2 separate regions of the Mus musculus genome follow, and region 2 is linked to region 1. A link is a contact called in ENCODE Hi-C or POLR2A ChIA-PET data. All regions are on one chromosome and are shown on one strand. Each heading gives the region's core, a stretch centred on a gene start or an enhancer-like site at or near the end of the contact. The rest is flanking DNA. Distances are from core to core; before and after follow the strand shown. Region 1 overlaps Sptb (spectrin beta, erythrocytic). Region 2 holds the start of Sptb (spectrin beta, erythrocytic).

Region 1 (5,170 bases), core at 888-3,387:
TATTTATGAAATGAATTATATCATTCAAAGCCTAGCAAGGTTTGTTTTTGTTTTCTAGCTGTTGGGCATCAGGACAATGGCAGGCGGTCTAAGAAAGGGCGGTGATATAGCTTTATGAGGAGGTTTGCAGCTTCCAGAGCTGCATGCTCTGTGGTCGGTGTCTACCCCGTCTGTATCCACCAGACGTGGTGTGTGCGAGTTCATAATGTATGTGCCAATAGGCAGACACAGAATTATCAATCTTTTGGCGGGCTCAATAACCACTTGTGCACAAAAGCACAAGCTAGTCCTGTGGATCTTTCCCGATAAAGAGGTCCTACATGCACTGGGTGTAGCAACCCGTGTGAGGCACAGGGAGATAAGCAAGAGGAGTCAGCCAGTTCTGCTGTGTCTAGATAATGGAGAGAACTCGGGGCGGGGGTGGGGGGAGCTTAGTGCGTGTGGGCTGCCCCAGCCTGGCTTGGGTAGTGCATGTGGGCTGCCCCAGCCTGGCTTGGGTAGCCATTACTCAGATCATTGGGTTCCTGGTTTTCCAAGACGATTTTTGTTCCTTTAATGAGAGGCATGTGGTATGAGAGCAACAGTTCAAGGACATAGTCTCTGGGTCTTATTTCTGTTGGGCTAGTGACATGAATCACCTGGGACTTTTAGGAACAGCAGCTTCCTCTCTGTTTCTGAAGTAGCATCCTGTGGCCACCAAAGGAACTGGGCACCTTTCCCACTGCAGAGATCAGGTGGAGCCCTTGGGGATCATTTGGGTATATTTTAGAAACATTTGGTTATTTTTTTTTATATATAGAAATAGCGTTAGGCAGAGGAGAAGAGTAAGTGTGACTTTTACACTAGGAGGAATTTACAGCAGGCACCAGCATCCCCTTTATATTCTATGTCTATTAAAGCCCTCGTAAGCGTTAGTGTGAATTACCGGGCTGTTAAGAAAACTGAAATGTATCAATAGAGTCCCAAAATGATTCTGTGAGACCAGCAGCGGGCAGGTGGAGGTCACATTTCACCCTTCCTTCTTTTGCTGGTGTGGCCTTGGATGACTTCTGTAAGCCTCAGTTTGTAAATGGATTGAAGGTGAGAGGTGCTTGTAGGGGCTGGGATGGGAGTCACTTGGTAGAGAGCATAGTGCTGGTCTCAGTACACAATACATCTGTGTTCTCGACACTCAGGAAGCAAGGCAGGACGAGCAGAAGTTTATGGTCAGTTTCAGCTACACACTGAGCTTGAGGCTAGCCCAGGCTGCATGAGACCCTGTCTCAAAAGCAGACAGAAGTCACTCATAGGAGTGGACCAAAAGACAGTGTAGTGGGCTCTTAGGGCTGTTTCACCCCTGTACTAAATATGAGTCATGTTGCTTTCAGTGATGGTGTCCTATAGCTGTCTGTTATTAGAGATCTACTTCCTGTTGTGTGTGGGGCTTGATCCCTTCATGCCTGTGTGGATAGTTTATAACAGACATCCATCCATTCATTGGCAGTCAAGTGTAAATGTAAAGGCAGAGGTGGGTTTCTTGCTGGCTGTGTTTATGCCATGACCATGGCCAAGCCGTTCTCGGAGAGAAAGGCTATTTCTTGCTGTTTATCCCTTGCTTCTCTCCTCAACTGGCACCATTCTGAGGTACCAATAGTCCACCATCGTTAGCCTCAATTCTCAATCGTAGCCTTTTTTGGTTGGGGTTCTCTAAGGGCTTGGCATACATCAACATCTATAATTAAAAACAATCAAATAAAATATATTAGGTTGGCAGGAAGGAGATATATCAAATTAACGGTTCCTGTATAAACACAGTTCTCTTCTGGGATGGGGGGGGGGGGTCTGGTGGTGGTAGCTGTGTATAGAGTCCTGGCAAAGACTGGGAAGTCTGTACAGTTTTTATTTGTTCTGTTTTCATTTTGTTTGAGATAAAGCCTCAGCATGTCACCCAGGTTGGCTTCCTAGTTACGGTCTTCCTACTTGTCCTCCAGAGCATCGAGTTTGTAGGCAAGAACGGGCAACTTCTTACCTATAATGGTGAGCATGTGGTGGTTTGGGTCAAAGCCCACAAGCTAATGCCAAGGATACTAACGATGGTTTCTCTAGGCCTATCAGCTGCTTGGTGGGTGTGTTGCTGAGGTGAGCCAAGCAGCATTTCCCTCTGCCAATCCTGTCCTCCCTCGGAGCCCAGCTCTTAGGCCTTGTCTGAAGGGAGCCATTAAGCCAAGCCCGAAGCCTGCACTAACTGAACAGGGTGTCACAACCGGGCCTTCCCTGGCATCAGAAGCTAGCACTGAGATGAAAGCGGAACTGTGGTGGTGCTGAGACCACGTAGACAGGAAAAGGGTAGGAAGAAAGGCTTTTATTGTGAAGAATTGTGGCAAACATTCCCTTCTAGTGTACTAAAACCATCCTTTTTTTTTTAATGTAAAATGAGAAAAAGGGGTCAGCAACAATCTAAAGAATTGCTTGGCAAGCCTGTCAGTTTGCATAGCTATGGGACCCTCTGCCCCTTCCCCAGTATCTCACCTCAGATATCCAGATAGAAGCTGCTGCTGCCCCTGCCTGTCCCCAGCTTCACAGAATCCATGAGGAATGCAAAGGATAGATGGCCTGCCTAACAGGCATCCCGCAGTAGGGTCGACACACGGAAGACACCCAGACAAGGCATGGTGGCAGAGCTTGTGCAGGTGCCGTGGATAATAGGCTTCTGGTGACGAAAAACAAGACAACAGACAAACCAAAAGACTGTACTCGTGTACGAGCCGTGAACAGAGGGAAGAGTAGTTAATAACTGGAGAAGTGAGGTACAAGAGGGGCTGACACTTGGTTCTGAGACAGCGCAGTGAGCATGCAGGCACCCAGGCACTCCATCAAGGACTTTACACCTTGTCTCCCTTGATCGAGGCAACAGTGCTGGGAGGTGATACCTGCTATTCACTCCACTTTATAGATGAAGAAATAGAGACGCACAGAGTTTAAGCAGCCTAAGGCCACACAGTTAGTAAGGGGCTGTGTCCAGCTATCCCCAGGCAGTGTATGTTCAGATGTGCCACGAAATGCTGCCTGGTTCAGAGCACCAGATCAGAGCCACCCTGGTCTAGTCTTTCTGCACATGCTATCTCTGGCTCTTTCTGGATAGTAGCTCAAGCCACTCCTGAACGGAAGATTCCTGTCGCCTTGGGTTAGTGGACACTGGAGCCCGGCTGGTGTTTTGGAGTTGCTATACACTGTTTTAGCGGGGATAGGCTCATTTCTCCACACGTTGCTGACACCCTCTCCCAGCTTATGCGTCCACCACTCTGGCTGCGCCCACATGCCTCCCAGGAACAGGTGGCCCTCTGCAGTCTCGCAGCCATTGCTCCAAGAGGAGCTATTTGGAATCAGGCCACTTTAAGAGAAGAATGTGATCTTGGGTACTTGGCAGCAGCTCAGCCCTGATTATCTGATGGCAGAGGTACTTATGTTAAGTCCAGTGTGGGAGCTTCTGGGGAGCCCACGTACAGTGCCCAGAATTTAGGGGTAGTCTCTGGCTGCTTCCAGATGATAAAATTTGCCGCGTTCTTTAACAGATACGGGGAGAGCGGTATCAAAGCACAACACCTTGTGGAGCCTCCTGCTTGAAGCCCTCATGTCTGCCACACACCGGGCTTTCCCTCCTGCAAATAAGTGGGTGTGTTTCATATTAAAGAAAGCCCGTGGGGGAAAACATGAAAGCAGGACTTCAGATGCCCCCCCCCCCCCGGCCTGACTGCAGACATATCTCTTCTGCTTCAGTTTCTTTTCTATCGCAGAATGCTCCCCATCTTGCTGTTTGTGAGTGTGAGTGTGGGGGGGGGATCAAAGTAGATGGTGGCCCTTGTAAGATGTGGATCTGGTGCAGGCTAGAGGCCTGGTATGTTTGTGTTCTGAAATACCAGGATGGATTAGCTGTGACCCTAAGAGGCCTCTTGGGTCTCCCTGGGAAGATCAGTTTCTTTCCTGTCGCCTTTCTGGAAGTTCCTGTTGCCTGGTGTCAAGTTGGATGTGGAAGAGTTCATCTCTGATGCTTTTAAAACTGTTTATACTTTCTGTGTCCCTTTGATCTCCATATTCCTTCCTGCACAGGGCTGGGGTCAGACTGGGCCAATGGGTGGCGACCAAAGTGGATAAGGGCAGAGGCTCTGAGCCAGACTGCCTGGGCTCTGTCCCCCGAAGGTTGACTGACTGGAGCAAGTTGCTGATCCTCTAACCCCCTCCCCTGTTTCCTGACCTATCGAGGGAATGGCTGCCTCTCAGTGCCCGTTCTGAGTTTTACATGTGATGGTGTTTACAAAACCCCATGCCTGGCACAAGGCAAATTGCCAATAAATATTTGATGGTAACAGCTTCATAGCAGGAGACTTTGACTCCCTGTAGGCCAGGTAAGACAACTGGAGCAGAGAGGGGAGGTGTTCTCCAGCTCTGTCTGTAAGTGATGTCTTAGTCACCTGCCTGATTGTTACTCCTTGGCTGTTGGGGGGAGGGGGGGAGGGCCACTGACAAGGACAGGCCACCTGCTTATGGGCATCACTCAGCACCACTCAGGAAATAGTTGATATTCATCACAGTACTGCCCTGTATCATTTTGTTAGCAGTGGCAAAAAAAAAAAAAAAATGTATATCACGGCAAAATGTCCAGGTTGTAGATATGACTCCTCTGGTGCTGTGGTTTCTATACCAGGAGGACAGCTCTGCATTTGCCTTCCCCTCTGCTCAGAGTTAGGCATAAGGACAGGCTCCAGAAGCAAGGAGCTCAGTGTGTGAGCATCCAGTGTAAACGGGAATGGTGCCCAGAGCTATATGGGATACAGCTCAGGCAGGCAAGCCCAGTGTGTGAGCATCCAGTGTGAACAGCAATGGTACCCAGAGCTATACGGGATACAGCTCAGGCAGGCAAGCCTAGAGTGTGAGCATCCAGTGTGTACAGCAATGGTACCCAGAGCTATATGGGATACAGCTCAGGCAGGCAAGCCTAGAGTGTGAGCATCCAGTGTGTACAGCAATGATACCCAGAGCTATACGGGGTACAGCTCAGGCAGGCAAGGCCGGGGAGCATGTGCTGTCCTCAGTCACAGGGAACTGATCTCTCCAAAGAGGAAACAGCTTTTGAGTTTGCACCAGAGGCCAGGTAGGATATAAACAATTGTGAGATGAGCCTGTTATCTTGCAT
Region 2 (5,567 bases), core at 1,014-3,513, 38 kb before region 1:
GAGAGAGAGAGAGAGACTATGAAGGAGAAGGAGACTAGCAGACATCCCCCTATAGTTAGACGACTCTAGTGTCCTTACTTACATCCACCCCCTTAGCCTCACCTATTGATTTCAGCTAGAGCTGGGCACTCAGTCTCTGAAGGCTTCCTCCCAAACCTTGGCTCACAGCATCTACTAAAGTCTTAAGCTCTCCCTTCGGGTCCCAGAACTCTTCCAAAGCTGCAGATTAACTAGGGAAGCTTACAGGGAACCTTGGAAATCCAGGTTGTCAAGATGGGCAGGGACAGTCCTTTGACCAATGAAGATGAAGGTCCATCTTTATCTCCTGTAGAGAATTCTCAACGATACTTTATAGATACTGTACAGTTTTCTAAGAAGGCCCCTGAAGACGCTCTGTCTCAACAATGACCTTGATAGTGAACCTTTCTATCAGTGTCCCCCCTCCCTCCCCCACACTGTCCCGAATTTCTCATTCCTGTGCTTGTGCAATGCCCTTTCTCTCTGCACTTCTAAACTTCCTCTCTCACTGGGCTCTGATTTATCATGTCACTGTAACTCTATTAGCTGGGAAGCATTTGGGGATGTTGTCAGGATAACAGGATCTGCAGCAAATGAGGTTGTATTGAATTATTTATCGTTCAGCTAAAGTCGAGATAGCCACAGCAGAAGAGCTGGTTTGTAAAATCTTGGACTAATCTGTCTGTTGCTTTGGAGCGTTTGTCGTCGTCATATTCATTTTTTTCTTGTGGTTGAAAATTATAAATTTGAACGCTCCAAAGGAAAATATGTGTGCAACCATTCAGTTCAGAGCCTCAAGCCTATAGCTAAGAATTATCTGTTTCCTCTAATATATAATTACGTAGCTGCAAAGCTGCAATTCTGGGATTCATGAATTTATTTAATAAGTTTATTCACACACGGTTTAAAACACATAAATACATAATTCCAACCCTCCCTTTTTCTTTCAAAAATAGATCAAGGATTTCTACTTGTGATATCTAAGTCTCAGCTTTTGAAGTTGGCCTGTTTTTTGTTTTTGCCAGGAATTAGTTCCTAAAAAGATGATTTTGAACTCAACAACAAGCAAAGCAAATGGTTTGGGGTGGTGCTGGAGGATATTGGGGAGTCCCAGGGCCTTTGGAGTGCTAAATGTGTGCTTTGCTTAAGATCTACAGCTCTTGCTCACTACAGAGAATTGCTAGATGGTCTGAGTGGGGGAAGGAGGTGGGAGGTCGCTGTTAACCTCTAGGATAGCCCAGGCCGGTGTGTCATTTTCCTTGTAATACTGATGCCATTTGGGAAATTAGTATGTAATAAGAACTCAGGCAAAAGGGGAGGGAAGAGTTCTATGGCTTTTTAATACCTGTGGATTTTGTCCCAATTAGCATTTTTACTGTCCAAATACCTACTCTCAAAAGAAGTGTGACGGCAGCAGGCAGTGAAATATCTTTTGCGTACCTTTAATACCCAATACTAAGCTTGAACATCTGGCAACTCAACACACTTTGCTCATGAATCCTAGAAAACAGCGTAATTATACACTCAAGCAAACAAGTCAAGAGAAAGGCTGTTTCCTGTTAAGAATTCCGGGGAGCATCAAAGTTAAAGCTCCCTTCTGCATCTATGCTCTTTTTAATCGCCACTGGTGTCTCCATTACACTTGCGATTACCCGGGTTGATAGTCTGTGAGAGACCATCCCAGGCACAGCGTATGGAGGGCCGCCCCTCCCCCCCCCCCATAAAAATAAAACAAGGAAAGGTACAGCAAGGCACGCAACCAACATTACAGAGCGATGACCTTGTATTGTTAAAAAGTCAAGGAAATAGCCTGCCTTGCAAGCCGCCCGTGTTCGTCCGTGTGTCACCCTCCCTAGTCGCAGATGTACTTGACACCCTTGGTTCTAGCATCTCCTCTGGCCTGCTGTACACCACCCTACCAAAGCTTGCAGTGAGAAAGCAGGGTCTTGCCCGGAGACCCGGGCTCACAGGATGGTGCAGGTGGGCTGGTATGCTGGCTTGCCTGTTGATTATGGACCCTGCAATATGCAACTGTAGGCTGAGCGCCACCAACCAGCACAGCCGGGTTCTCCGGGACAGTACCTTGCTTACAAGCAGGAGCCGCGGCCTCCAGCCCGCAGGCTGGGGGCGGGGGCCTCGGCCCAGTGCCCACCCCCTGTGCTCCCAGCGTCTGCTCCTACTACCAGCCGGTTGTAGCCGGCCGGGAGCGCGCTTTCTAACGTAACCCGCCCGCGGGAACAATCTGTCCCTTCCAGCCTATCTCCGGAGGGGCATTACAGCCGGGGCGCCCTCCTCACCCACCCTATGGCCTAAACGGGTCTTTAGATGTTTTTTCAAAACCAGATCGTAGTCTGCAGGGACGCTAGGCGGGAAAGGCTGGGAGGACTCCTTTTCGCCGCCAGCTTGCGGCTCCGGGCACACAAATTAGGCCGGAGCAGCAGAGTCGAGTCCTCTTCCCGTGGCAAGGGGCTCTGTGTGTGCGGGATCAGGGGAGGTGAGAGAGGACCCTGGCGTCCCAGGTCCCAGCGGCGGCGGCGCTAGCGGCTAGGCAGGTGCCCCCGGGCGCGCAGTCTGATTGGCAGGTGCAGGAGTGGGTGGGGAAGGCGGGCCTGGCGCTGCGGGAGGCTGCAGCCCCGCCTCCCCGCCCCCGCCGCGGGACTATCTGGTCCCGGCAGCAGCGATGTCCCCCGGCAGGAATGTCCCTCCTCAGATAATGTTATTTATATCTCTGGGCGGGTCCGCGGCTCCGCTGCACCAGGCGCCCGGCGGCCACTGTGCCAGGAGCCCCGTGCTGCCCTCCTCCCCCTGCGCCGCCGCCCCCGGGCTCGGGGTAGCCGCCGCTTCAGCCCCAGCGCAGGTGAGTCCCCGAGGGCCGCGCGACGGGAGGGAGCTGGGTGCCCCGGAGCCAGCGCCGGGGAGTGCGGGGCCCAGGGGGCGGGTGACGCGACAGCCCGGTGGGGGCCTGGCCCCGGGTGCCTAGCACGGGGCGGGAGGGGTGAGGAGCCCAGGAGGCCCTGGCGGCTGCGGCAGTCGTCACCCCGGGACGCGGGAACCCGCGTGGGTTTCGCAGGCGCTGGGCGAGCAGGGCGCTAGCTTTGGGAAGCCAGCTAGTAGAGTGTCGCCGTGGGGCACGGGGAGTGGGTTTGGGGGGTTTGTGCTCTTGGCCGCCTCCCCCAGGACCCTCGCCTGGGAGCAAAGTTGGGGGGGGGGGCTGCCTGTCGTCGGTCTAAGGACTGTCCGCGTCTGTGCCTCCTGCTGCCTGGTTTCTCAAACCCCCGGGCGTGTCGGATCCTCTTCTGGAACTTGGCTAGCGCGCTCCAGGGCTGCCCAGTGCCAAGGCTGGGAGGACAGTTCAGGGCAGCAGAGGGGGCCGGGCCTCAGGATGTCAGGCAGGACGTGCAGAGTGGCCCAGTGTAGACTGAGAAGGGAGAGATCAAGTGTCCCAGGACTATACTTCAAGGACCCCCACCTTTTCCCTTTGAGTTCCTTATCTCCAAGCTACTGCCCACTCTACGGTTACCCTTCGTGCCAGTTCCAGCAACTTGGCCCCGGAGAAATAGCAGAAAATGGAAGAAACAAGAGCTCTAACACAATCCTCAAGTCCCACCAACTTACCCAGACTTCCCAAAGGGGAAATAGCTACGAGGCTTGAGTACAGTTTCCGTGACAACAAGCCTTAGGTAGGGCCTTGATTTATAGTCTATTAATATCCAAACCACTGTTTTCAGTGAGCAATTAGAGGTGCTACAGTTAATAACACCCTTAACTCACTGAAGGGATATGGAAAGAAGCCATTGTTTTAGATGCATCCGGCAGGGTGGGATGGGATTATATAGTGATGGTCTCTTTTTTACTAAGAACTTCAGTGGGGAGAGGATACGGCTGTCACCTCCACGCTAGGAGGCAGCCACACAAAACCCCTGCCTGTGCAATGGATGTATATAGTTCAGTTTCCAAGGGAGGTGATTCAGATAGCTCCTGAATGAGAGGAGCCTTCAGGGAAGAAAAAAAAATCGAGGCACATTTAAGCTGTTCTCTTAGGCTATCCTTAGCGTCACGGATCGCTCAGAATTTTAATCTAGAATTCTCTTTTCACTGCTCTATGACTACGACCCAGGGTAGTCATCTCCTATTCCAGGATCAGACTTCATATGCTTTTCCAATGAGCCCTGATTTCCAGAATGTTATGGGAAACTCTTACAAGTGTAGACTGTTTGTTCACTATGTACTGAATGCCCAGCACCCACAGAGGCTTGGGGACTAGCTAACAAAAGGAACAGTAAACTTAGAACAGAGAAGAGCCCACCAATCTCCAGATGAGGCCAATCGTTTATACAAAGTGTTATCACATTCCAGTGTTGAGTAAAGCACAGTTGAAAGGAGAGGGACCCTTTTGCTGGTGCACCTCCCTTTATCAGTGGCCCAGTGGTAGTGGCTGGGGATGAGCCAGTCCAGTTAATCTTGAGTTCTCTGAAGACATAGAGTCCACTCAAGGAATTGAAAGCACCCAAAAACTCCCAGGCATTCAGGCTGGGCCTTGCTGCGCAGGCATGTTGAGTTCTCCCCAGTGACTTGCCCAGGGGAGAGCTGGGATACCGCTTTTTGCTCTGGTCATTGCTTTGTGTAGGTGTTCTGAAGGTGTCCGGTGGAACCAACACACCTGTTGGATTGTTCGCTTGGGGCTGAAGGCGTAATAGGGGGCTGACTCCCACCTGCCATCACGCTTGACAAAATGAATGTGGCTATTTTATGGAAACTAGGTGTGAGCGAAAGCTTTGAACTAATGTCAGTGTCTGTCACAATTTTGGAAAATAGTAGGTTTTTGATGAATAAAAAGAATAATAGCTTTCATTTAGTCTATCTTTTATGTACTTGTGGCTGACTGGTAGTGGATTCTCAGATAGTCTTTGTTGACTGAATGAGAGAATGAGTGATCAAGGTTGCCTTATATGGCACTTAATTATCAACTCTGCAAGGTCACTCATATTATCCCATTTTAAAAAGCAAAGAGAGCGCGGCTGGTGAGATGGCTCAGTGGGTAAGGGTGTTTGTTGTTCGAGCCTTGTGATGCGCTCCACAAAGTTGTCTTTTGACCTCCACAAGTGTCCCAGTACTCATGCACACACGTACACCACAATAATTCATTTTTTAAAGTAAATTTTCAGGGAATTAAATAACTTGTTCATCCCACACAGCTGATGAGAGATGCAGTGAGGCCAGGATTCCTTGGTCTGTTGTCCTTTTAAGATTAGACGCTCAGCAGGGGATGCAGAATAGGTTGGGAAGATTTGCTTATAGCACTGGCTTATCACGGTCTTCACTCCTTGAACCTAAGGTCGTAATTTTGCTTATGTCAGAGAAGTTTAAAATCTATTACCTCAAGGCAGCATTGAACATTTATTTGCTCAAAAGTTTCTAGCCCGGCGGCCTCTTATTTTCAGGTCATTGTTTCAAGGACAGAATTATAATTTTGGCAATAGTCAAACATAAACTAAAAAAAAAAAAAAGATTTTCCTTTCAGTCCTGGAAGTGGCCAGAAGGGCTTGGTG

The links. A loop is a pair of places that touch in the nucleus more often than their neighbours do. ChIA-PET counts read pairs that join two places held with the same protein, here RNA polymerase II (POLR2A).
Region 2: a map of heart shows a loop between it and region 1 (2.3-fold over the local background). The contact joins the promoter of Sptb here to the enhancer-like site in region 1. A Hi-C loop is called at or near these places in 7 of 37 maps with a recorded cell type or tissue (heart and left cerebral cortex). POLR2A ChIA-PET finds 5 or more read pairs at or near these places in 2 of 5 experiments (Patski and embryonic stem cell).

Annotation. Positions count from the first base shown.
Region 1 is chr12:76,669,132-76,674,301 of GRCm38, reverse strand. All of the region lies in intron 1 of Sptb (spectrin beta, erythrocytic), which reads left to right. Among named protein-coding and RNA genes, the nearest start is that of Sptb, 39 kb to the left of the region's middle. Within about 2 kb of position 2,137, at least 1 of the 3 ENCODE cell types and tissues checked has a DNase peak (open chromatin) inside an H3K27ac peak, as active enhancers do.
Region 2 is chr12:76,707,243-76,712,809 of GRCm38, reverse strand. Sptb (spectrin beta, erythrocytic) reads left to right here and starts at 2,263. Exons shown (of 36, transcript NM_013675.3): 1 at 2,263-2,875.